3 separate regions of the Homo sapiens genome follow, and regions 1 and 2 are each linked to region 3. The links are chromatin loops, found by intact Hi-C in ENCODE. Cell type or tissue: heart left ventricle. All regions are shown on one strand.

What was found. Peaks named below come from ENCODE experiments on the same cell type or tissue, not always from the same donor. Only the 100,000 strongest peaks of a DNase experiment are listed, where the experiment ranks them.
Region 1: a loop joins it to region 3, with 11 times the contacts of the local background. A loop is called at or near these places in 22 of 110 quality-filtered maps.
Region 2: it touches region 3 in a loop (6-fold over the local background); 45 of 110 quality-filtered maps call a loop at or near these places.

The regions. Positions count from the first base shown.
Region 1 is chr7:50,201,033-50,209,032 of GRCh38, forward strand. No RefSeq gene overlaps it. Among named protein-coding and RNA genes, the nearest start is that of IKZF1, 100 kb to the right of the region's middle. RefSeq lists enhancers at 4,571-4,750, 5,531-6,460 and a silencer at 5,767-5,816. In heart left ventricle, a CTCF peak has its summit at 4,493 (motif pointing right); DNase peaks (open chromatin) are centred at 4,493, 4,792, 5,708 and 6,841; H3K27me3 peaks cover 787 bases.
Region 2 is chr7:50,611,317-50,619,316 of GRCh38, forward strand. GRB10 (growth factor receptor bound protein 10) reads right to left here. Exons shown (of 19, transcript NM_001350814.2): 9 at 7,854-7,969; 10 at 6,755-6,823; 11 at 4,894-5,031; 12 at 3,454-3,564; 13 at 1,425-1,523. Among named protein-coding and RNA genes, the nearest start is that of DDC, 50 kb to the left of the region's middle. In heart left ventricle, a CTCF peak has its summit at 3,626; no DNase peak of the experiment used is centred here.
Region 3 is chr7:50,675,054-50,683,053 of GRCh38, forward strand. All of the region lies in intron 5 of GRB10 (growth factor receptor bound protein 10), which reads right to left. Among named protein-coding and RNA genes, the nearest start is that of GRB10, 100 kb to the right of the region's middle. In heart left ventricle, a CTCF peak has its summit at 4,416 (motif pointing left); no DNase peak of the experiment used is centred here; H3K27ac peaks cover 448 bases.

The DNA.
Region 1 (8,000 bases), 470 kb before region 3:
ATGCACAATACGGAATATTACTCAACCTTAAACAAGAAGGAATTTCTGACACATGCTATGACATGAATGTACCCTAAGGACATTATACCAACTGAAATAAGCCAGTCATTAATGAATAAGTGCTGTTTGATTGCTCTTATATAAGGTCTCTAGAGTAGTCTAATTTATAGAGAAAGTAGAATGGTGGTTACCAGGAGATAGGGGGAGATGGAAATGAGGACTAAATGTTTAATGAATTCAAAGTTTCTGTTTAGGAAGATGAAAAAGTTCTGGAAATCATAGAGAAAGTAGAATGGTGGTTACCGGGAGATAGCGGGAGGTGGGAATGAGGATTAAATGTTTAATAAATACAGAGTTTCCATTTAGGAAGATAAAAATGTTCTGGAAATGGCTGGTGGTGATGGTTGCATGACAGTGTCAATGTACTCAATGCCACAGAACTATATGCTTAAAAATTGTCTGAAATGGTACGTTTTATGCTATGTGTAGTTTACTACAATTAAACTTTTTTTAATGAAGAAGCACTTTATTTTCAAAAACAGTGTTGGAACATTACAATTTTTCTATACCAGAAATTCCATCATAATGCAATCGTGGATTCTAGGCAAAGCACATAACCATACTAGGCCATCACAGGACATGTCACCTCATTGGTGTGGCGCATTCTTAGAAGGCCTGGCCTTGGCTTTAGGGTAGCAAAGCTTCTCTGGCAGGTATTCAGCTGCAGCGATACAGTGCCTGCGTGGGCATTCCTGCCCCTGGACACGTGGACACATGGAGTTTTCTGGCTTCTTTGTGAATGATACTCAGGCCATGAGCCCCAGTCCCTCCACTAAGAATAAATCCATAACCTTATTTTGAGCACATAATCTGATAGATCATGATGCCAGTGATAAGTTTGCCTCACCATTTCCCTCTTCTATTTTCTTTTACTATGGTATTCTTCCCCCCTTTCTTTTTTCACTTTTCTAAGCTTTATTTGAATGTTTCTGTCTGCTGCAATGGTTTGTCCAAAGATCAACAAGAATAGACAGGGTGTGAGTCCCCAGTCACAACAGTTTTTGACTCCTGTGTTGACTCAATGAAGTCAATAGAAGTTCAAGCCCATCCTTTTTCTCTGACATCCTGGAAGCTCCTGTGTCTTCTCTTGATCCCTTTTGATGGCCTTTGCCCTGTGACCAGAAGAATGCAGAGCATGCTGCAGTTTGGGACCTCAGCTCTGCTGTCAGCACTATGACAAGCTCTTGTTATCTGGTCTCTGTGGTTTTTGATGGGCCAGTGAAATGGGGAGAGGGTGGCCTTTAGGGCCACATAGATGTGAGTGCAAATTCCAGTCCTGCCACTTAACGGTTTTGCATCTACTCTGTGAGGCTCAGTTTTCTTATCTGTAAAATGGAAAATTAATAAGAACCTTGCAGGGTTGTTGTGAGCATTGAACAAGATGATGCAATTAGAGTATGTCATGTAAAAGAGGCAATGAACTGTTCCAAAGCCTAGTGGCTCAGAAGAGCAAGGAGTTGCTGTCTCTCAGGACTGTGCGGATTGTTCCCTGAAGAGTGTGGCCTCAGCTCATCTGTGCAGCTTCTTTGAGCTGTGGGGTCAGCAGAGCTGGTGGTCACATGTCTGGCAGTTGGTGGCTGCCTCAGTTCTTCTCCATGTGACTCTCTTCCTCCAGAAAACCAGATAGGTATTCCTTCCTAGTGGTCTCAGGGCAGTTTCAAGAGGTCAAAAGCAAAATCTGCAAGAGCCCTCAAGGCGTAGCTTCTGGAATTTGCACAACTCTGTCTCCATCCATTTCATTATCCATTGATGTCAGTGCAAGTCACAGGCTGCTCCTGAGTCCAGACTCCAGGGATCAGGAAATGGACCCCACTTCTTGATGGGAGAGCCCCAAAGCCACATTGCATTCTTCTGCTCTTGTATGCTCACCTCTGACACTATCTACTGTCATACACCATCTTCAAGAGTAAAAATAGAAGAGATAGAGATTACTGACTGACACTTAGCATTCCTAAATTTTGAATCTGACCCTGGGTCAGCAACCTACCCCTGCAAGCTTCCCATGGGAAGCTAAGCCTCAAGAGAAAATCCCTGGGTGTCACTGTTGGCCTCAAAGCCACGTAGAATCACTTCAGTGACACCACTTGCCTGAACTGAAGGGAGCAGGAGTAAAACTACTTTACTTCTTTGTTTTCCTCAGCCTAGCCCTGTTATTATCCTTACTCCTTTGATGGTAGCAGGAAAAATGTTCAGCAAGGAGAAGCAAATACAAAACACAGGAACCAGAGCAAAAGCACAGAACAGTGTTCACCCTAATGCCTGTTTATTTTGTATCTCTCTGTCTAATGCTCACCAGAACTACATGGCCCAATCAATATCCCTGGACTAGACCAATACAAAAGCACTCCTCTTCCTTGAGGATAATGAGGGGAAGAAAAACTAAGGGAGGTAGGAGCTTCCCCCTGCTAGAAGTCACCTCCCAAGGCTGAGGCCAAGCATTTTTCCATTTACTCATTCAATAACAATTTATTAAGCAACTATTAATCTTTTACCCCAGGCACTGCTCTAGTACAGAGATCCTGTGTGTCAGTGAGGAGCCTGCACTTTTCTCGTACGATTCTCTCTCTGAGCTCAGCATGGCTGGCCATGCATTGTAGGCTGCTGTCCAAGAGGCTTGCCCAGGCCAGAGACCACCCCAGTGCTAACTGTGCCTTCTCCCCCAGGCTCCATCCCGCACACTGCCTCTTTCAGATCTCTTTCTCTCTCCCTTTGTAGCTCTGTTCCTTCTGGAAGGTGGGGAGGCTCTCTTCTCCCCTCTGTCTACCCAGTAAATTTCCATTTACCCATCAGTTCTCCATAAAAGATTACCTTCCGCAGTGAAGCCTGGCTGGCTCCTGGGCCGAGTAAAGCTCCTCTGTTCTATGGTCTTGTATGATAGGTTCCTCGCCTTCATAATATTCTCAGTTGTAACCATACAGTCATTTATGTGATACTTTGGTTAATCTCCATCTCCCTCCACGAGGCTCTATGCTTTCTGCAAACAAGCACCATGGTCATTTTCTCTCAGCGCCCTATTTCCAGTACCCAGCATAGTCCCTGCAGCAAGCTGTTTATGATCATCGTTTGCATAAGTGAATGGATGGATGAATGAGCAAATCTCCCTGTGTGGTCTGCAGAGGTATCCCCTGAGCCTGTTGCTGGGAATGTAGGGCCCTAAGACAAAACCTTACCTCAAATGAAGACGTCTTCCTAAAAGGCTCAGATCCATCTTTCTCTCATTTCTTTCAGGTCCTCAACCAAGAGCCCCAGGGACCTCATTTCAAGGGTCCCTCCTTCTGTTTCTCACAGGAAGACTAGGAAATACTCGTGCTAACAGATTCCATTGGCTGCCTTAACTGTCCCAAAATCCCAGAATCAGCCCCAATCCTTGCCTTGTTATAATTCAGGTACAGAGAAAACATAAAGACGTTCACAGTTGTAGAGTGATAAAAGCAAATGCTCTTCCATTGGGCCCACAAGTTTTGAGCACCCACTGTGTGCCAGCACCAGCACTCACAATGAAGCAATTCTATGCTGGGATTTTTTGACATCTTAAAATGCCACTTGGTAGTGGTTTGCTAAGAGGGACAAGAGGGAGGATCATGAGTTGAAAGCTGCTGTGGAAGACAGTATAGTTTTCTGGTAAAGACGCATCCAAACTCAGAAGAAGCACAGACAATCTACGACTTCCTGTTGGCTGCTCTTCCAGACAGTCTGACTAGCCTGCCGACATAGCCCTGGTTTTTGAGGGGAACTTAAGCCCTGCATTTAAGGGCCTAGATCATCGCTGCAAGTATCAAAGAACAAAGAGCATAGTCATTAATTTCTAGAATGATGGCTGTAATGAGGAGATGCCGACCTGAAGTCCCAGGAAGGAGGAATTAGCAGCCCACATTTTGTCTTTCCATTGACTGTTGTAGGGTTACAAGGAGAGATAAAGCAATGAGAGTGGCACTGGTTGGCTGTGCTTGCCTTTTAAATATATATATATATTTAACAAGCCTTCATTTTGTCCTAAGAGAAATCAAATGCTGCATTTAGGGGCCTGCAGCAGAGCACAGAATGGGTCGCTGGCCCACTCCTAGCCTGAGCTGCTCCTGACCTTGGAGTTGAAGCTTACCTCGCTGCGGGAGGTCTGATAAGGCGATCTCTGCTCTCCTCGGAGATGCATAAGTGCAGACAGCCAGAGAGTGCCGTGGGTTTCCACCAAGGCCAGGCTATTCGTCATGGGCTCTCCTTGTGGACTGTGCAGGTCTGGGTGGGGGTGGGATTTTAGGAGGGAAATAATGGTGAGGAAATCCTCTCCCTCTCACACTAAAAGTATTTTTTCTTCCCCTGTGAGTTGGGAAAAAAATGGGAATTTTACCAAAATAAATAAATAATAATGATTGCAGAATTACTGTGCTGGAGCTTTTAAGAGCCCAATCTGCAAATGGGGTAAACGGCCACCAGATGGCAGTACTGACCAGGTCCTTGAATCAACCAATGCGGAGCCCACAGACAGAATCCCGCATCACGCTCTCAGGGAGGAAACTGAGGCCAGATCCCATGAAATCATTCGCCAGATGTTAAAAAAAAAAAAATCAGCTGATTCTATTCAGCGTGGCTCTGCTTTCTACAGGGGTCAAGTCTATCACATTGCTATCTTAAAGGACTTCACAGTTGTAGTGATGGAAGCAAATTCTCTTCTTCCATCAGCCCACATGTTTTGAGCACCCACTGTGTGCTGGCACCCAGCCAGGCACAAGGATTTGCAGGGAATGAAATCAGCTCCTGCCCTCCTGGAGCTCGCGGAGCACTTGTTTGTCTGTCTGTCTGTCTTTCTTTCTTTCTTTCTTTCTTTCTTTCTTTCTCTCTCTCCCTTCCTTCCTTCTTTCTCATTCTTCCTTTCTTTCTTTCTTTTCTTTCTTTCTTTCTTTCTTTCTTTCTTTCTTTCTTTCTTTCTTTCTTTCTTTCTTTTTCTTTCTTTCTGTCTTTCACTTCAACTTTTATTTTAGATTCAGGGGGTACCCGTGCAGGTTTGTTGCGTGCATATATTGCTTGATGCTGAGGTTTGGGGTACAATTGATCCCATCAGCTGGGTAGTGAGCATTGTGCCCAATAGGTAGTTTTTCAGTCTTTCCCCCTCCCTCCCTCCCTCCCTCTCTAGTAGTCCCCCATGTCTGTTACTGCCATCTTTATGTTCATGTGTGCCCAATGTTTAGCTCCCTCTTACAAGTGAAAACATGCGGTATTTGGTTTTCTGCTCCTGTGTTAATTCACTTAGGATAATGGCCTCCTGCTGTATCCATGTTGCTGCAAAGGACATGATATCATTTTTACAGCTGTGTAGTATTCCACGGTGTATAGGTATCATGTTTTCCTTACCTAGTCCACTGTTGATGGGCTCCAGGTTTGTTTTGCTATTGTGAATAAGCACTTGTTTATTACGATGTACCTAGGCAGTGCCAGCACCAAAGTCTTACCCAGTTGACGGGAGTTCAAAAGGAGACAGCATCGGCTGTGGATGGGGGAGGGCAAGCCAGGAAGAGGGGCAGGTAAGTTCAAAGAGAAGGTGACATTTTAGTATGTTTTGAAGCCCTGTGTGACTCACACTTGCCTGCCAGGGAGGAAGATGAGGTTATTCCAGGCAGAGGAGCAGCCTGGCCAACAAGACCCTGCATAGCTGGCCACGGAAGTCGGCTGAGGTTGCAGTGTGTAGAGTGTGTGCAAAGTGGGGGGTGGGGGTGAAGCTAAAAAGGAACACGGGGCAGCTTGTGAAGGGTGCTGGACCCGTGATGAGTCGCTTCCCTAAACACGGAGCGACTCATCACATTGCACAGGCGTTGACTGGGCTCGGGGAGAATGGGGGATCGAGAGAAGGAAGCACCAGGCATCCCTCCTGGGACTGATGAGCTGGGCCAGATAAATCTGGGATGGAATTGACCTTAGGCTACCCACCCCCAGCCCCCACCAGGCCGATGGGGTCCTTGGGGAGTCCCACAGCACCCTCTATCGCCGCACCTCTCCCCTCACAGCAGTATCACCGGTGAGCTCCTCTGTCCCCTGGATTAGGAGAGGAACCCCCCGGAACGCAACGCTGCTGGAAATGGGCTCCTGCTTTTGTTTCTCTGTCCCATCAGGATCTGCCTAAGCTCCCTCGTGGAGTGGGTACCCTATAAGCCACTGTGTGGTGTGGACGCACGAGGGGCATGAAGCAGGGGCAGTGAGTGAGTGTCCCTGAGTTTTCTAAGACAAAGCAGCAGCGGCAGATGATGGGACCTCCATGGGGAAGGCCGCGATGCCGAGGAAGGAGGGAGAGGTGAGCTCTCTGGCACCAGGACCCAAGGCCTTCTAGTCCACGTTAGGCCGCAGCCCCCACTGCACGTTAGCCTGCCCCTGGGCAGAAACACCCTGGGGTGCACAGTGTATGGGGAGCTCATGCTCCTGGGAGGGTGGCAGGGGAAGAGGAAGGCGCTGGAGCAGGCAGAGATGGAAGCAAGGAGATGTAACGAGCAAAGTTTTCCATCAAGGAGCTTAAAAAGGAGGGGTTAGGAAAAGCGGGTATGAGGTTGTTCACCTCAAACTCATTCATTCTGGGCTGACCCTGTGGCCACTCCACGGCTGGCATCGCTGCAGCACTGGGGCTGAAACTGGGGAGGCTCCAACCAACTCCCCTCAGGGAACGTTGCTTCCAATGAGAGAAAGTTGACCAGAAATAGCAGCAAAGACAAAATCTGAATGTGGATATTTTCTTTCCCACTGGTGCTGGCAAGAGACTTACTCCAGCTGAGTGGCATGGGCCAGCGGGTGTGGCCAGGGAAGGCCTCTTTGAGGAAGTGACATTTGAGCAAGACGTGGGGGAAAGGAGTGGCCCTTCCAGGCCGAGGGAAGGGCAGGGAGGAGATGGAGAGGCGGCCTTGGGTGGGGTGTGGGAAACTCAGTTGGGAAGGACGTCGGTTCTGACTCCCAGAATTAGGGTAGGCCGGGAGGTTTGTGAGTGGGACCTGTCGCGCTGGGGGATGCTGTGAAGCTGACGCGCTCTGTGGAAGAGAGATGCAGGGCACGAAGGGGGAGCAGGGACCGGGGTGGAGGGCCACAGTCAGTCCAGGACAAGAGGCTGGCCACCAGAAGGTGGGTGAGGGAGGCCATGAGGGTTTAAAGTATTGTCCCTCAGAACTAACTGCTGGGTTAGGCATGCTGGGGTCAGGGAGGGAGGATAAAAAATGGGTTCTGGGGTGAAACACCACGGGAAGGCCCAATGTGTGAAATCCCAGCACTGCACAGGAGGCTGGAGGGACAACATCATCAAGACTTTTCTGGCAAAAGATGGACTTCAGCTGAGGGCACACACACACTTTGGTACAGAATAGTACCTCTCAACTAACCGAGACCCTGTCTCCAAAAAAAAAAAAAAAAAAAAGGTGCCTCCTCCTTCTTGGTTCATGCAGTCAGCCCCCACAGCCCAGGCTGTCCTAATTTGCCCTCCCTCCCACCACAGGCTGTCCTTTCCGTGGCACTGGGGCTCTTGGTCTGAGTCATCTGATACAAGAAGCCCTTTGCTTTTCCATGTTGTCGTCTGCCATTCTTCACCTTGTCCCTATTGTGCCCTTCCTTCCTTCCTTCCTTTCTTTTTCTTTCTTTCTTTTTCTTTCTTTCTTTCTTTTTCTTTCTTTCCTTCTTTCTTTCTCTTCCTTTCTTTTCTTTCATTCTCTTTCTTTCTTTCTCTCCTTCCTTCCTTCCTTTCTTTTCTTTCTTTCTTTCTTCCTGTCTTTCTTTCTTTCTTTCTCTCTCTCTCTCTCTCTCTCTCTCTCTTTTTCTTTCTTTCTTTCGTAGAGGCAGGGTTTCACCATGTTGGTCAGGCTGGTCTCAAACTCATGACCTCAGGTGATCCACCCGCTTCTGCCTCCCAAAGTGCTGGGATTACAGGTATGAGTCGCCGTACCCAGCAAGCTTTTCTTTCTTTGTGCACTTAGCACTAA
Region 2 (8,000 bases), 64 kb before region 3:
CTGGAGGTCCATGCAGAATACTGCCCTCAATGGATGTCACCTATGTGACCAGTTCCCACTGATGACCCTTACACTGAAAACCGGCTTACACAGGAGTGGTCTATGATCTATGATGTATTAACATGGACATTTCCTCTTCCATTATGAATTTGTAAAGTTTTGATTTCCATAATTCTTTTTTTAATCAGTGAAAACATAAAATAAGGTTCTGGGAGAGAGATACAGGAAGCCAATCTGTGGAACTTTTGGTTTGGGCCCCAGCATCCTATAAAAATGGCACTAGGATGTATCCTTAATGTCTCTGGAATCTGTGGATTACTGGGTGCAAAATGCTACCTGCCAAGTGGATGGGACAACAGGACTACATTCAGAATTGGATCTGCAGCACCTCCAGGAAAGTTTTGAGCTATGCTTCCTTCAGTTCCTCCATCTCCTTAATTGACTTCACCTTGAGTCTCTGGACCAGCTCAAAGGCCACTACAGTTCAACGAAGGCTGGGAGTTTTTGTAAAGAAATCCCTAGACCATTGTATCCATTGGCTCCAGTTGACTAAACGAACATCTCCTATGGAGACCCCTGGACTTTAGCCAAGCTCACCTGGGCCAGCTAACTTACAACTCACAAGGACTCTGTAGACTTAATTCCAGACATGTGGGATATGGTATATGTGCACAGAAACACTGTGGGAAATCCAAAGTGACTACAGTAAACAGCCCTATGAAATCACTCTGGCAACTGGCATGAAATTGCTGTCAAGGGCATTACTCTATATGCAGTACCACGTGATAAATTTCCTTTAGAACTTACAGTCAGGAGGTACTGTCTCTGCTGAGGAGCTTCAGTCAACTGTATAATTCATCATGTTTACTTCATGGCCCTGGCTTTTTGGGAACCTGAGAGTTGGTTCAGTCGTGAAAATAATTAACACCTCATGTACTATTTCCTTTCTCCCTGGTCCTGATTTTTCGAATCCTATTCTTCTAATCTAGTGGTCTCAACCAGGGGCAATTCCCCATCCTCTGGCTTCAGGGCACATTTGGCAACATTTAGAGACATTTTTGGTTGTCTCAACTGGCCGGGCGTGCGACTGGCATCTAGCAGGCAGAGACCAGGTATGCCACACATCTAAGTGGCCTGCAATGCTTGGATGTCCCCCAGACCCCCGACAAAGAATTATTCTACCCAAAATGTCAGTAGTACTGAGTCCGGAAAACCTAGCTCTACCCTGTTTAATATTAGGCCCTCTGTTAAAAGCTCCTGAGATCTTGTTTAGAAAGATGCTTAACTACATTTGATAAATAAAATATTGTGACAGAACAGCGGAAAAGTTACGAGCATTTTCCTGCCAGAATAGACATCAAGTCCAGAGGCCAATTTTCCACGAAGAGATGTGCACTCAACACAAACCGCAAGATGTCACATACCTTGAGGAGTCTGAACGCTGTCATCCAGCACGTCCTGGTTTGCTCGTCCTCTGCACAGAGCAACCTCAGCTCTTTAGTTTCATTCCTGACTTTGTTTGGCTACAGGAGGTAAAAGAAAGTCCTGTTAGTGTTACACAGGGAGTCAGAAACAGCTTCTGTCAAGGCAGGGCTGCATCTGACACAAACCAGAGACAACCAGCTGGAGATCCCCCTAGCAAGGAGCACAGCAGATACACACACACCTGTGTGTTAAGCGTTCATTCATCCACCTTCCTGACAAGACTTTATTAAGTGCCTACCATGGACTGGCCCCAGGTTGTGTACCACTTAGCTGAATAATAAGCCATCCTTTGGGAACTTCAGAGGAGACAGAAAAACAAACTAGCACAGGACAACGTAATGTGGTAAGCACAATAGGACAAAGAGGAAGAGGCATCTAACTCTGTCGACGGACTGGATTCTATGGGAGGAGAACCTGCCTTCTGACTTACAGGAGGAGAGATCTTAAAGTTGCCCCCAGGCCACTGAGAGGAGGGGCTGCTGCAGGGCTTAGCCAAGAGGGGCAACCCCTGAGGAGCTCAGGGATTCTGATGTCTGAGCAGCCCCAAGATCAGACCCCAAGTAGAAGGTCCAGAGAGGGAGACTGATGTTGGCTCTGGAGAATGAGACAGAAGGGGAAGTAGGCACCATGGGGAGAAGACAGGTGCCCCTCCAGAGGCAGGGCCCTTTGGTGAGGGAGGAGAATTGTTGCAGGCATAAACTGACCTGCATCTCCAGAAGAACCCCCGACCTCAGACTCAAGAAACAATGCTGGACACACCCCAGCTCTCCCTCCCAAGAATCTGGAGGGGTTGAGGGACAGGTGTGACTACCCTGCGCTCGGCTGGTGCTATGAGAGAAGCAGAGACTGCGTTTGCAGAGACAGGCAAGCATGGCTGGTGTGGGCTGGTGGGAAGGGAGAGTGCCAGCTGCTGCTCATACCTCCAGCCCCGCCTGAGGCTGCCTTGGGCCTCTAGCTGGTGTGAATTAGACGCCTATTACTTATAACCGAAAGAGTATTCCCTGAGCAAGGTATGAGGTGATATTTTGGAAAGAAATTTTCCCCTAAGGAGGGGCTCCCCGTATTGTGTGTTCTCGGGATGTGGCTTGGGCTATGGCTCATAAGTCAGCCTACAGGGCAAACTCCAAGCACAACTATTCACTGGCTACTGGATGTGGGCAATGTGGCCAACTTCCTATCCCACAAGGGGCTGTGAAGATTAAGATAATGGATGTAAAACTGTCAGTGGAACATATCATGCACAGTAAGCATTCAGTAAATATCATCTACCATTATGATTATTAATACCACCACAACCTCATCAGGGGAAAAGGAGTGGGCTCTGCCTATAGGTGTGTGCACATGTGTATGTGTGTCTATGTACATGTGTGTATAATGTATGTGTATGCACAAAGGTGTATGTCTATACCTGTGTGTATGCACAAAGGTGTATGTCTATACATGTATGTATGCACGTGTGGGTATGTGCATGTAGATGTGTGTGCACACGTGTGTGTGCATGCCAGCACACACATGCATGCAGAGGGTGGGCAGCATTGTGTCTATTCCTGTCTGACCATCCCCACAGCCAGAGGCCCACACAGAAGCCATCAGCTCACTCAGTACCATGCAGGCAACCCAGGTGACAGGCTGGGGGTCCCCTCCCTTGCCCCACCTCCCCTTCCAGCTACTAGTACTGGGCTACAGCCACAGCCCACCCTTTGATGCCAAAAGCCACCCTCCCTAAAACACTGAGCCCACTAGCCACATTATCCATCCCTGTCTGCTTGTCCTTGAGCTTCTGAGCTACTCAAGGACTGATAGCAGCAAGTGTACAATAAATGTTTTTACAGGAATGGATAAATCCAGTGTGAAACTATGTTTCTGTTGAAGACAATAGAAGCAACAATCAAGTGCTGGGCAAGAGAAGAAGTCAGTCTCCTGTGGGCTGCTGAGCATGCGCGCCGTCTGTGGACAGCTCGTGGGTACCTTTATGCAGAGCCCGTGGTCTGTAGGGGCGTTGTACTGCTTCCTGCCAGCGATCAGGGAGAAGATGTTGCTGTCCTCCAGGTCGGCCAGCAGCTGCAGGTGTCTGGGTTCCTGTGACAACACTGGCCAGGTTAAAGTCTCAAGCACAGCAAAGAGCAAATGTGTTCACCTCTGGTAGACAGAGGGCAGTCTCTGCACACTTACAAGCACTTTCCCCGATGACACTATACATATTACATATGATTATTACGCGAGGTGTAATAAGTGCTAAACTAAAACCAAATTCACCCAGTCTCACCCAAAACACCCACTTCCCCAGTTCTCAGACACACAAGGCTGTTGGAACGTATTTGATACTTCTGGCAAATCAAAGCCCCATGACCGGATATTCAAGATAAAAAGCAGGAGAAAATCTATAACCCAAAGGTCAGAGTTAAGAGCACAGGGCCTGTCTGCCTTTGGTTTGTTGTGAGTCCAGAGTCCAACCGTACTTTGGGTTTTCCCACTGGTAGCTTGCTTGTCCCACCCTTCTCCTCCTCAACTCTCCAGCCCAGCTCTGTTTCCTGCTCTACGAAATACCCTCCCAACTTCAGCACACACGAGGACAGTGAGCGGGCCACACAGCAGAGCTGGGAGGTCAGGAAGCTACCATGCCCTGTGTCAGTTCAAAGCCCCTCTCTGCAGACGCCCCTTCTCTCTGGCCCAGGTGTCGGCAGCTGCTGACTTCCCAGAGCCGGCCCCAACACCTTCCCAGAGCCGGTTCCCAGATGCTCAACACCTGTGCTGGGGTCCCGCCAGCTCCCTTTCACCTCTGCTGGCCAGAGCAAAAGAGACCACAGCCCTCAGATGGTAAGTGCTCAGCCAGGTATTGGGTGGACAAGGCTCCTGCCACAGGGTATATGTGGACAGCACAAGAAGAGAGCAGACAAGAGTGTACATGGGAGCAAAGGAGCCTCCGGCCTAAGCTCTCTTTTGAGGGCCTGCAGCTGTTTTCCATCTCCCACCTTCTTCTCACTGGGGATACATGCAAGCCTGCAGTTTATTTCATGAAATATCTATGATACATAAAGTTACACTGGCATTAGGGTGGCAATAGTCTATCAAACATCTTTACAGCTAGCTTAAATCCCAACTTATGAGAACTAGGCCAGTCTCTGAAGTGATGGGGCAGCCAGGGGTGTCTGCTCCCAACCCGCAGTGGGGGTGGGGCTAGGCAGGTGGGGTTCTTAGGCCTGTATTATTTATTACCTAGTTTCTGAGCGAGACCAGGAAACCTGTGACTCCAAGTTCAGCTGCTGCACAATTAGCTTATTAAGAAGTTGTCCTGAGCTTGGAGGAGTCTAAGGTGCATTTAAAAATGAAGCCCAGGTTCACTCTGAGGACCTGGGGGGAGTGACTGTGGCAGAATTAGGGCTGGTGGTGGTAGCTTTTAAAGCTCACCTTTGAAGTTCCCTTGGTGGAGCAATAAAGGCCAGATCTCCGCAAACACACATACAGCTTTTTCCATGATTTCTTTCCCAGCTCTTTCACATGCAAAAACCCTTGAATTTCAGGACAACTACTGGAGTTCAGAAAATTCTGTTGAAGAACAAATTTTTAAAATCACATAATGCTAATCTAAAATAATTAAAGCAGACATGTTATCAGCATAGCTGACATTTTCTGAATTATTAAAAGACTCCTTTTTGGATCAAAATGAGAGTGTTCTCCTTTCCAAAGTCTTAAAATCCCATCTCAATTCGTGTTGCATAGAACATAATTCGTATTTAAACATATGCAAGCAAATGGACCTTTCCAACACTGGTGATAACACGAGTCATGAATTTCCCTATAAGATAGTGCACTGAAGGATCCAGTCTGATATCAGACTGAGGGCAAGAGCAAGTGCCATGACCAAGTGATTGGGACTCTGGAGACTGACAGTGAGTATGTAGTGGCCACTTTTACCCAGGCACCCCTCCAGTCAAGGGTCACATAAAAGGTGTCATGTGTCCGCAAGTGATGCACCCAGGTGCAGGACATCCTGGTGATGTCCCCCTGTTCCAGCTAACTCTTCCCACAGGCAGCCTTAAGAATAAAGGCTTTATCAAAACAAAACAAAACAAGAAACTACGCTTTTCATCAAAGGGAAGACAGGCCAAGGGCCAGGTCATGGAGCGAAGTTGGGGAGGTGATGCTGGCAGGTCCTGCTACTAGACTGGGAGGGGACAAAGCTCTTTTCCCCCAGGTGGGAAAGGCACGTCGGACAGAGCCCTGGTGCACCTGGGTCAGTCCTTCTTGAGTCTCAAGAGATCACTGCACATCTTCACAAAGCGCATGGATCCTCTCAAAGTCAAGGCAATTAAAACAGAATCTGCTATTTCACTGTTCACTGTGTATAGGTGGTAACTTAGTGCTGACACCTCTCGCCAGAACAGACACATGCTATGGTCAGAAGGGCTTCTGAAGACACCACCAGAACAGAGCTCTGAAACTCTTATCTTTTAGATGCTGAAACAAATTTGGTGATAACAACGTAGAAAAAGGGCTTATGAGGAGAATTCTGTAGGAACTACATTTTAGTAGTTTCTCTTACATGTAATGTCACCTGGATCTTGTTGGTGGCCTTAGGAAATGGTTTATTCTCTCACTTTTAACATGTACACAGGCACATTTTTAGGGTGTAGCTGTAACATTCCCATTCCCCACTCCCAGCTTCCCCGGAGGAGTGTGTGTGAGAGCTGGGCACAGAGGCCCTGGTGGCTCCCTCCACTGGAAGAGGAGGTGGGGAGAGACCAGGTTTTCTTAGAACAGACTTTATGAATCAGGACAATTAAAGCAGGTTTCTTTATTTGTAATATATGGCAAGTTACTTTTAAAAGTCTGTTGTGGTAACCCGATCATCTTTTACTATAGACTCTGTGCTTCTGCAGAGATTTCCAAGCAGCTAGGCGGTGGCCTGACCTGGGACCCCTGCTCAGAAAGGAGCTGGGGAGGGAGCCCTGAGACTGGGGTTTCTCCATGCACCCCCTGGCCCACACTCAGCAGTGGCATCACTGGACTCTTCTAAGTCAGAGCAAGGGCATCGTGTAAGTGCCTGTTTGGCTTAGAAGGAACCCAGCTACACACAGATTTTCCAAGGAAACTTTTAATTTCTGGTTACTCTAAACCCTCCCCCCAACCACCCCTCCGGCTTAAGAGCCAAGGTTATAAATGGTGAAAGATGCGATCTCTTTAGGTTTTTTACAATGCTGCCATTCAGTTCCAAGAGGATTTCTATTCAGAAAGTCTATTTCAGCAGAGATCTATTGTGGCCCAGTACCTGCAAAAGCTGGGTTTGACTGCCATTTGACTGCTGGCACCAAGTAACCATCTGTTCTGGGAAGAAATTCTAAGAAAATGGGAAAAAACAAATACGTAAAAGGTTAGCTTCAAAGTGAGGGAAGGTATGTCATATAGATATGTCAATTTTAAAACTATTCCTACCAGTATAATTACATACACCTGTATTTAAAATGGCGGTCCTTTTTATTCTCCTATCACACAGAAGAAACACCTCCTTCAAAAGGTTGTATTTTGTTTCCTGAAATGCTGGGTACTAGTGTGGAATACCAACTATGTTTACTAAGGGATTCATGTCTCACAGCATGCTCCATGGCAAAGAGCGATGCCAGCGTCCCAGCCCAGTGGCACAAGTGCACAGCGTGAGATAAAGAATTCCTGAAACTAAAAGGTAAGCCCAGTCACGAGAAAAGCCTGTTCTGCTGCATTCCCCAAAAACAGTCTTCAAATTTCTTACTTTGGAATAAAAAAGCAGCTACATTATCAGAGTCAGAAATGGCCCTGGGTCTTCTCCCCAGTTGATGCAGCTCTGACCCATGACTCAGGATGACAGCGAGTGCCCCAGGAGCTAGGAGGTGCCCTCCCTATCCTGGCCTCTCACAGGACAAGTGCCTCTCCCAAAGAAAGAAAAGAGAGATCAAGGTGACCAGCTCAAGACACCAACCAATCGCACTGATTTCTCTAGTCATTCTTCCACGTATGATCACAAAATATATTTGCTATTTGCAGAGAATAATGAGTTTTTCTTCTGCTAAGTGTTTGATCAGTTCAACTGAGAACTTTCAAAATAACAGAAAACACCCAGCCTCTCCCAGCTCCTGTCTTAGAGACTAACCCCCTTTACACTGTGTCTATGTGAAGAAGGAGACCTCTACCTTCAGCCAGTCCCACGCACATTTAGTGAAGCATGAGACTGGGTTTCAAGCAAGGACTGCTTCATTAAACTACAACTCTGATTCTCAAACCCATATGCTACACCATGCCTCTCAGTCACTTTCTAATCTGATACTATGAAACCCAAGTATAAACTTCAAGATTTCAAGAGTCCCAAACCCCAAACCTGAAGAGGTAAGACTCACCATGGGATTTTTAAAGAACTCGTATTTTGCGTAATTCTTCCTGAATAGAAATTTACTCTCACTGGCCATGGTACTCTCCACCTGGACCACCAGCTCATGGTCTTCCAAGCACCTCTCTGCAGGGGCAAAGCATCACGTGTGAGACGC
Region 3 (8,000 bases):
GGATCAGGACTCTCCCTTCCCTGGGATTCCAGAAGTGAAACAAGAGACAGAAACAGAGCAGCACCCAACACTGACACTGGTTCCAGCCCAGAAAGGTTAAGTAGGGGCTGACACTGTGGCAGGGGTTTGTGTGTGGCTGCTACTACAACACATGCCTGAGGGCTTCGGGTGCCCACCCATCCTCTCGATTGGCCAGAGTGCAGAAGGAAGCCCATCTTCACAGAGGAAGGCATGGGGCAGATGCAGAGAGAGAAGCCACAATGGCACAGAGAGTAAGTGAGAGAGAGAGCGGCGGAAAACGCACTGTAGAAAGGGAGGAATGAGCACGCAGAGACAGTGATGGTTGGTTTTATGTGCCAACTTGGCTGGGCCATGGTGCCAGGTTTTAGCTAAACACTAGACTAGATGCTGTGAAAGTATTTTTTAGATGTAATTAACATTTAAACCACAGACTTTGAGTAAAGCAGATTGTTCTCTCTCATGTGAGAGTGCCTCAGCCCATCACCTGAAGACCTGAATAGAAGAAAAAGACCGGCCTCCAAGGGGAAAGATGGAATTCTGCCTCCAGACCTGAGCTGCAACCCTTCCCTGGATGTCCAGCCTGCCAGCCTGCCCTGCAGATTTTGGACTTGCTAGCCTCCACAGTGTCATGAGCCAATTCCTAAAACACATGTGTCTCTCTCTGTATACAGCCTATTTAATGGGTCTGTTTCTCCAGAGAAACAGAGACCTAGGGCTACAACCCAGCACATGGAGATGGGGAGGGGTTGGGGTGGGACGGGGAAAGGGAGCCAGGAGCTAGGGCTGTGCAGCTTCCGGTGCTTCCTAAGGCCTGGCTGCACTCCTGCTCAGGGAAGATTGGTAAAACATTCTTGCATCCATACAATAATTTTGTTGTTGTTGTGCTTAAGCTAATTTGAGTGAGTTTTGTACGTGTAACCCAATACATTCTAATAATATTGACTCCTTTCTTCTGCATTTTTAGATTTTTCGCTTTTTGACATCATGGCAAATAATGATGGAAGCTCACATAATTCGTCCTCTCTTCTGCTCCCAGAATAGCTGCAAGTTACACCCACTTAACACACAGGGTCACAGACAGCAAGACCCTCTTCCTACCAAAGGCTACATTGGTAGGAAGGAAAGCAGAGACCGGCACTTGCAAACTTGCTCACCCTGCCCTGCTCCTAGTAGCTCTGGGCCCAGGGCCCAGGACGTGGGCTTCCTATTTCTTAAGAGTCCTCAACTCTAACATGAGCTTAGCAATAGTGTCCACCCCACCGGGGGGGGGGGGGGGTTGTAAGGACTAGGTTAGTTATTATCTGCTTTATAACACAGCTTGGCACACAGTAAACAGGAAGATGTTATTTATTAGCCCTATTTCATCTATTTCTTACAAAATAACAAAAAGTGATCGTTATTAACCTGGCTTAACAGCTGAGGAAATAGGCCTGGAAGAATTAAATCACCTGCCCAAGGTCACATAAGCGGTATTGAAAATAAGCTTTGCATCCCTCATTCTCTCCTACCAGGTGTGTGCTCCTCACAGAAGCTTCAGAGGGGCACTCTGCCCTCTGGTTAGGAAGGCCTTTGTTTTAAAGGGCTCCCCTCATCTCTCAAGGCTAAAGGGCATAACAAGACAAGACATAAGGAAACAAAACAACAACAATGAGGGAGGGAAGTCCTGGGCAACCACGGTAGTGCAGAGGGGGTATGGAGTGGGCAGGGTCACCCCCGGGGGTAGTGCTTGGGCTTCTGGAGTGGGTGGGACAGTAGGAGCAGGGTTTAGCCAGATCACGCTCAAGATCCTGGTGAAGACAGACAGATAGAAGGGAGGGGTGAGGACAGAAGGGAGGCTGCTGAAATGGCAGCGATGAGATCACTGAGGCCTGGCCAGCACAGCCCTTGCTGGAAGAACAGAGGCCACATTCAAACCAGGGCCAGGGGAGAGGGCAGGGGCTGGGGAGCATCAGGCTGGAAGAGGAAGGTTGCCTTAGAAAAACAGGGGTCAGATGGATCCGAAGATGCGGACTGGGTGAAATCAGCAGCTGAGACGCAGCAAGCAGGGCCCTGTGTGCCCAGGATCTGTGTGGAAGGAGGGAAGAAGAGAGATGTTGCCATGGTTCAGGTTGTGAGTGGTCAAATATTAATCCTGGCCAGATATTAAAAGGACAAAGTGCTGAATCAATAATTAATAATTACTGCATAATCAATAATTAATCACAAGGAAGAACACTCAGAGTCAGCAGGCGAACTCTTGCTCATAGCTGGGGTGAGGTGGGGTGGGGAAGAGTTGGTTGGCAAAAAATCAGGACCCCTGGAGGGGCAGGCATGTACCTGCCTGAGCTACCCGAGGCCCAGAAGGCTTGTGGCCTCAGGGAGAGGAGAGCCTCACTGCCAACTGCTGGAGCGAAAATTGCAGTCCAGAGAACTCTGCCTGCCAAAGACAAGACCTCAGTTCTGTATTTATTGAGACTGCTGCATCCATCTTGAGGAAAAGTTATAGTGGAGACCACGAATCTGGGGCTTCAGGAAAGTTCTAGAACGTATGCATCACGCACCCACTCATCTCCTACACTCCTATTTAGCTGACAGGGAATAGCTGCTTAATTGAAGCTCTGCAAAACAATTAGCACGAGCGCCACTCTTAACTTACCGTATTAACAGCTCAATATTTCTATCTCAGTGGGCCATCTAAAAGTCAATACTGGCCAAAACACAAAGTTCACTGTTAAGTATAGTCAGTCTTGGGTGATGCAGGTTGGTCTCAATGCCACACACGTGCACACGTGCGAACATGTCCACACACATGCACACACTTGCACACACATACACGTGTGCTGTGGGGCCACTCTGCCAATTCAATGCCAGGCTTTTAATCCTGCTTTGGAAATAAAAACAGTGGTACAGTTCCTACTCTGAGACTGTTCTCTTCTAGGAAAATAACATGTTTTCATTCCCTCTGGGGAATTTTCATGTGCAGTTATTTCTCTCTATGCATTCCTAACAGCCCCTTGGCTGTGCTCCCCAGGCAAGCAGCCCCCGGGGTCTCCTGTCCTTTTCCTGCTAAGCCTTCTGTCAGTCAACCAGATCATTCCTGGGTCATAGCTCTGCAATTAGGTCAAATGCAAAGTAATTCTGTCATTATTCAAAGTAAATATAAGGTAACAGATGCCAAAATATAAACACAACACATATCCTCAAAATGCTTTTACTCTCCTCTGAGGTGGATTATTTGTACAACTATTTTCTACTTTAATACATTCAATCATGAATATTTTCAACAAAGCCAGGTCAATCTGGTAACTCAATAGGTTATAATCTTCATAAACTGAATCCAACCACTCTATCTGGATGTTTCAAACCTTCATACTTTCCAGAGCCATTACAGCAAAAATAAAACTTTTTAGAAATTTTAAATGCCATACTTTAGAAACAACTGTAAAATGTCCTGTGGGGTTCATTAGCATTTTATCTGTTTAGATAATAAAATCAATTATGGTTCTCTGACTTGTAAGCTTCACTAAATTCTAACGAAGAGCGACAGTTAAATCTTCCAAACAGGGGTTTTAAAGGTTTGATTCAAAAGAAGACAATTTTTCATATTCTACACCATTTTTTTTTTAATTACTACATTAAGATACGACTGAAATCACACTGAGTTCTTACAAGCATCCCTATGGCGTTTATTCTGTCAGCTGGTCTACCTCAGTAAGGACTCTGTGTGCCACCTCTGTGGGTGTGGTCAACTGCAAAATTCTTGTCTGGTCCCATGAATCCAAGTGGATCAATAATCACCCATTTGTGAAAGGCCTTCTGCCACGTAACAGAAGTGGGAGAAACAAGTAAACAAATGCTTCTCGCAGTGAATATTCAGATTGTCTATTTAATGTTAACTTGACGCCAAAATATTTTCCATGGGGCTGCCCCACTGGGAGGAATAGTGAAAGGTGAAGAAAAAAATAATTTTATATATAAAATTTCACTTCAGACGGATTTATAAGAATGTATTTTCTGCACAAATATAGGTCAAACAACATGGCTGTCAATCATGTTATTAATAGTTATTTTCCTTCTTTAAATAACCCAGTCCAAAACTGGGTATTAACTTTGCCCCAAATATTTGAGTAGCTTGTCTGATCTCAAATTCACATCTCATCTAGTTTCACTGTCATTAGCAAACTGAGGCTGGCTTAGTTTTAAAATAGATATAAACTCAGCGAAACACATTTGCATCGGGCTTATAAATCATCACGAGTAAATGTCTTCCATGCAGCAGGCTAGGTGTGCTGACTAGGAAAAGGCAAAGAGGACAGAGAAACTCCGGGGACAGAGGATTTAACTTCTAGCACCATCTCACCACCTTCACCAATACATTTCTTAGTTTACAGCACCATCTAGTGTCTTCTTTACATTGTTTAGGGATTAAAGATGACACTGGATTCACTTTACTAAATGATTTGGCAACATAAGGACATGTTATTTGCACCATGTGTTTAGGACGTGTCCATTACGATCCCTTCTTCACAGACCTACACAAGCTTCCATCAGTGTGCGATGCCTTCAGAGCTTTCTCCACTACCCCCTTCCCCCATTTTCATATGGAAGATATACCCTGTTAAGTCATAAACAGCTGGGGTGGGGGTATATCATTAAGTCAAAGCAGATTCAGTCCCTAAGAAACAGATAAATGGCACTTTACATGAAAAGTCTCTAACACATGTGCAAAAGCCAAAGTCCTTACACATTTCTATCTAGAAAAGAAGTGAAGGTCAGGCTGCAAAAGTGTTTTCCACTAGACCATGTTCACTTGGCAAGCAATTTCTGTTAACTTCTAACCAATTAAAACTTTGTGCAAATATAACTTAACCTTCTACTGAAACAGCTTTCTGAACAACAATTTATCTTCTATTCTCATGTATTCTAGTCACATGCACTTAATTTCCCATATATAGAGTTTGGACATAAGTAAGTAGAATAAGAAAACCAGGTATTATATGGTTAGAGTATTCTTCTCTATCATATTTATGGTATTTAAAGATATTCAGCAAACACAAAAGCAAACCACCTAACCACAACTCCAAATAAAAATACAAATGGAATCAATGCTTTATTTCACGGGTTCCTACACACAGGCAGGATTTGAGGCAGAAAATAAAATCCCTAGAATTAGTCTGTCCAGCAAATGCATATAAATATCCTTGTACCTAGAAAGAGCTACACAGTCATAACTCTTGGCTTTCAGTGTTTATAAGAGAAACTTCCTTCTCCCAACCTTTGTTGAAAATGGCATCCTCTCCTCTCTACCCAGCTCACAAAAGACAAGGGGAACCACCATTTTCAGTCTCTAGTAATTGAGAAAACACATATCAACAAACTGATGAATTTAACAATTTGTAAGAATATACGTTTTTTGGTTTTTCATTATGTACAGACACATCTGCAAAAGAGTCGTGGCCTATGCTAATGGGCAGTGGCAGGGCTCCAATCAGTGCTGGTGCCTATGGAGACTCAGAAGTCTCCACTCCGACTCCCAGGACCCACAGGCCACATGGGCAGAATCGCCATCCAAAGCATATTCAAAGTTTGTGATGACATAAAATGGGACAAAAATAAACATATATCCTGGGCATAACATAGTTAGACAAAGCTAAAATCACAAGGATCCTCTCAGTCTGCTGAGGCTACACTCACTTGTTCCTGATTACTATTTACAGGTGGTTTCTTAATTATTTTTCTTAGAATGTTTTTTTTCTTCTCCTAAGACAAATGCAGGCTAGTGTATCCAGGAAGGCTGCATGCATATTTAATCCTATATCCAATTCCCTGAGGGCAGGGGCATTGTCTTCTGCTACCTTGAAACTCCATCCAGACCCTCCTCCAAGAAGATCCCAATATGACTTACAGATCCAGGGCCCTACTCAACAATTCTACAGATAACACAAAATATGGAGACTACTGATTCTCTGCTTTCATAAAATCTGTCCTCTGCTCTCCTTAAAGCTACATTTAAATATACACATTCTTTCTAAATAAAGCACTACCCCGCCCTTTGAGTGTTTAAGTATCTATGGCTGCTATTTAGATTCAAAGCAACTAAGAAGCGACTGAGAGCCAAATCTCAGTCTACAACCACGAAGATGAGGCACAGAGCAGGCACAGCTCATGAGCTGCCTGGCAGGGTGCAGAAGGCTGGGAGACAAGAAGGGGAGCCCCTCCACGGAGAAGCCTCCGGCTCTACCCCAAAGACTACCATCGGATATGCAGACAGCCCTGAGCTGCATCCCTGGCCCTTTTGGACTTTAGGCAAGCTGCTCCAGTCTTCCGGCCTCCTCTTAGTCCCAACTCGAGGGGCGATGGTGTTTATGGCTCCCAGGATGCCGCCCGACCTTAAGGCTCTCCAGACCCTTTCTTCTTTGTTTCCTTGAAAATGTGACTGTTAACAGTGGATAGAGAAAAACCTGTATTTTACAAATGAGCTGCTAAAATCATATCTCCCTTGTGGAAGGAGAGAGGATTCTTACAACGCAACAACCAGGAAATGATTCTGTTGCCAGAATAATCTGGTTTATGAGCCTCTTTCCTCTGTGTGCACACGGAGCCTGCCATGAAGCACTGAAAAGACTGCCTGGGCATCTGAGTGTATTTGAGTTTATGGGGCTCCTTCAAAATGCAAAAGTAAACATTTGACATGCTTTCTTCAAGTTTCCATTTGCATTTTTCACGTTTCACGGGGGCTGCACCCTTGCCTTCCATGTGAGGTGTAACTTCCCCTTTTAAGTCATTTTGCCCTAGCCTTCCTGCTTCTGCGCCTGGTAGGAGTTTAATTTCACCAGCCAGGGCTGCCAACCTAATAGAATTTCTGACTCTGGGTGTGTCAGTGCTGAGCAGAGGAGTCTCTGAGCCCCGGGTTGATGAATCCTGAGTGTGTCAGGTGATCCTTAGAAGAAACAGAGCAGGAGATGGTAGGGGGCTTTGCTTTCCTTGGCTGGAGGCAGCCCTGCTACCCACTCAACCCAATGTTTCTGTTGCCCCCCAGCACTGGCCACCTTGGGAACCAAGATATTGGGAAGGGACCTGAAGGGCATAAGGGAATCCAGAGACTCTTGAGAAGGGATCGTAGCTCACCTCAGAACGCCTGGAGCAGTTGGCTAAACACAGCAATTTTAGGAGCCCCTGACCCCTTTGTCCAGAGTGTGGTGAGTCACTCCAGTGAGGAAGAGAGTTTGGCAGGTGGCAGCCTGCCTTGGCATCTGTTTGGGTAGATTGCTAGGCTCTGCTCATTTTGGCCTACACCTCTGCTGACGTTTTCCCCAGGCTCTGGGATTTAGGTGGGAAAAGTCATTAACGTGCCCTCAGGCAGGGTCAGAGCCATGATATCTGCTATTTGGTGTTTTTGGGTAAGTGTGTGAAAAGGATTGGTAACCGTATTTGAAAATCAATGATCATGTCGGCTCAACATCACCCGAACAAAGGGATGACCCTCATTTTTGCTTTTTATCTTTCAGGCCTTTAGTATTTCCAGTTAAGTATTTGACAAGTTAAAAACCAATATATATACTACTTTGTTTCTGTACTTTTTGGCTTGTCACTTTATAGCAGTGGTTTGAAAAGTTTTAAATCAGAAATGAGTATTTACACTTTGGAAAATATATTTGAATCAGAGAGGAAAGGTGGCCTAAGGAATGAGATTTCATGACAGAAAATGGTTTTTATTAATTAGTAACTGTCAGCATATATTTTCTGGTCCAATTCAAAGGGGAGGGAAACATAAATCTGTTAAATCTCAACGCTCACACTGAAATGTTGCAATGGGGAAATTTGGGCTTATTCATATTCAATAATTAAATATCTTCAAAGCTTAGAAGAAATACAAATTTGTTTTTCTTTCTTTGTTCTATTTTTAAAAAGTAAAAGCAGGTATATACCCCCCAAAATTGAAAGTAGGGACTTCAACAGATAATCGTACACCCTTGTTCACAACAGCACTATTCACAACC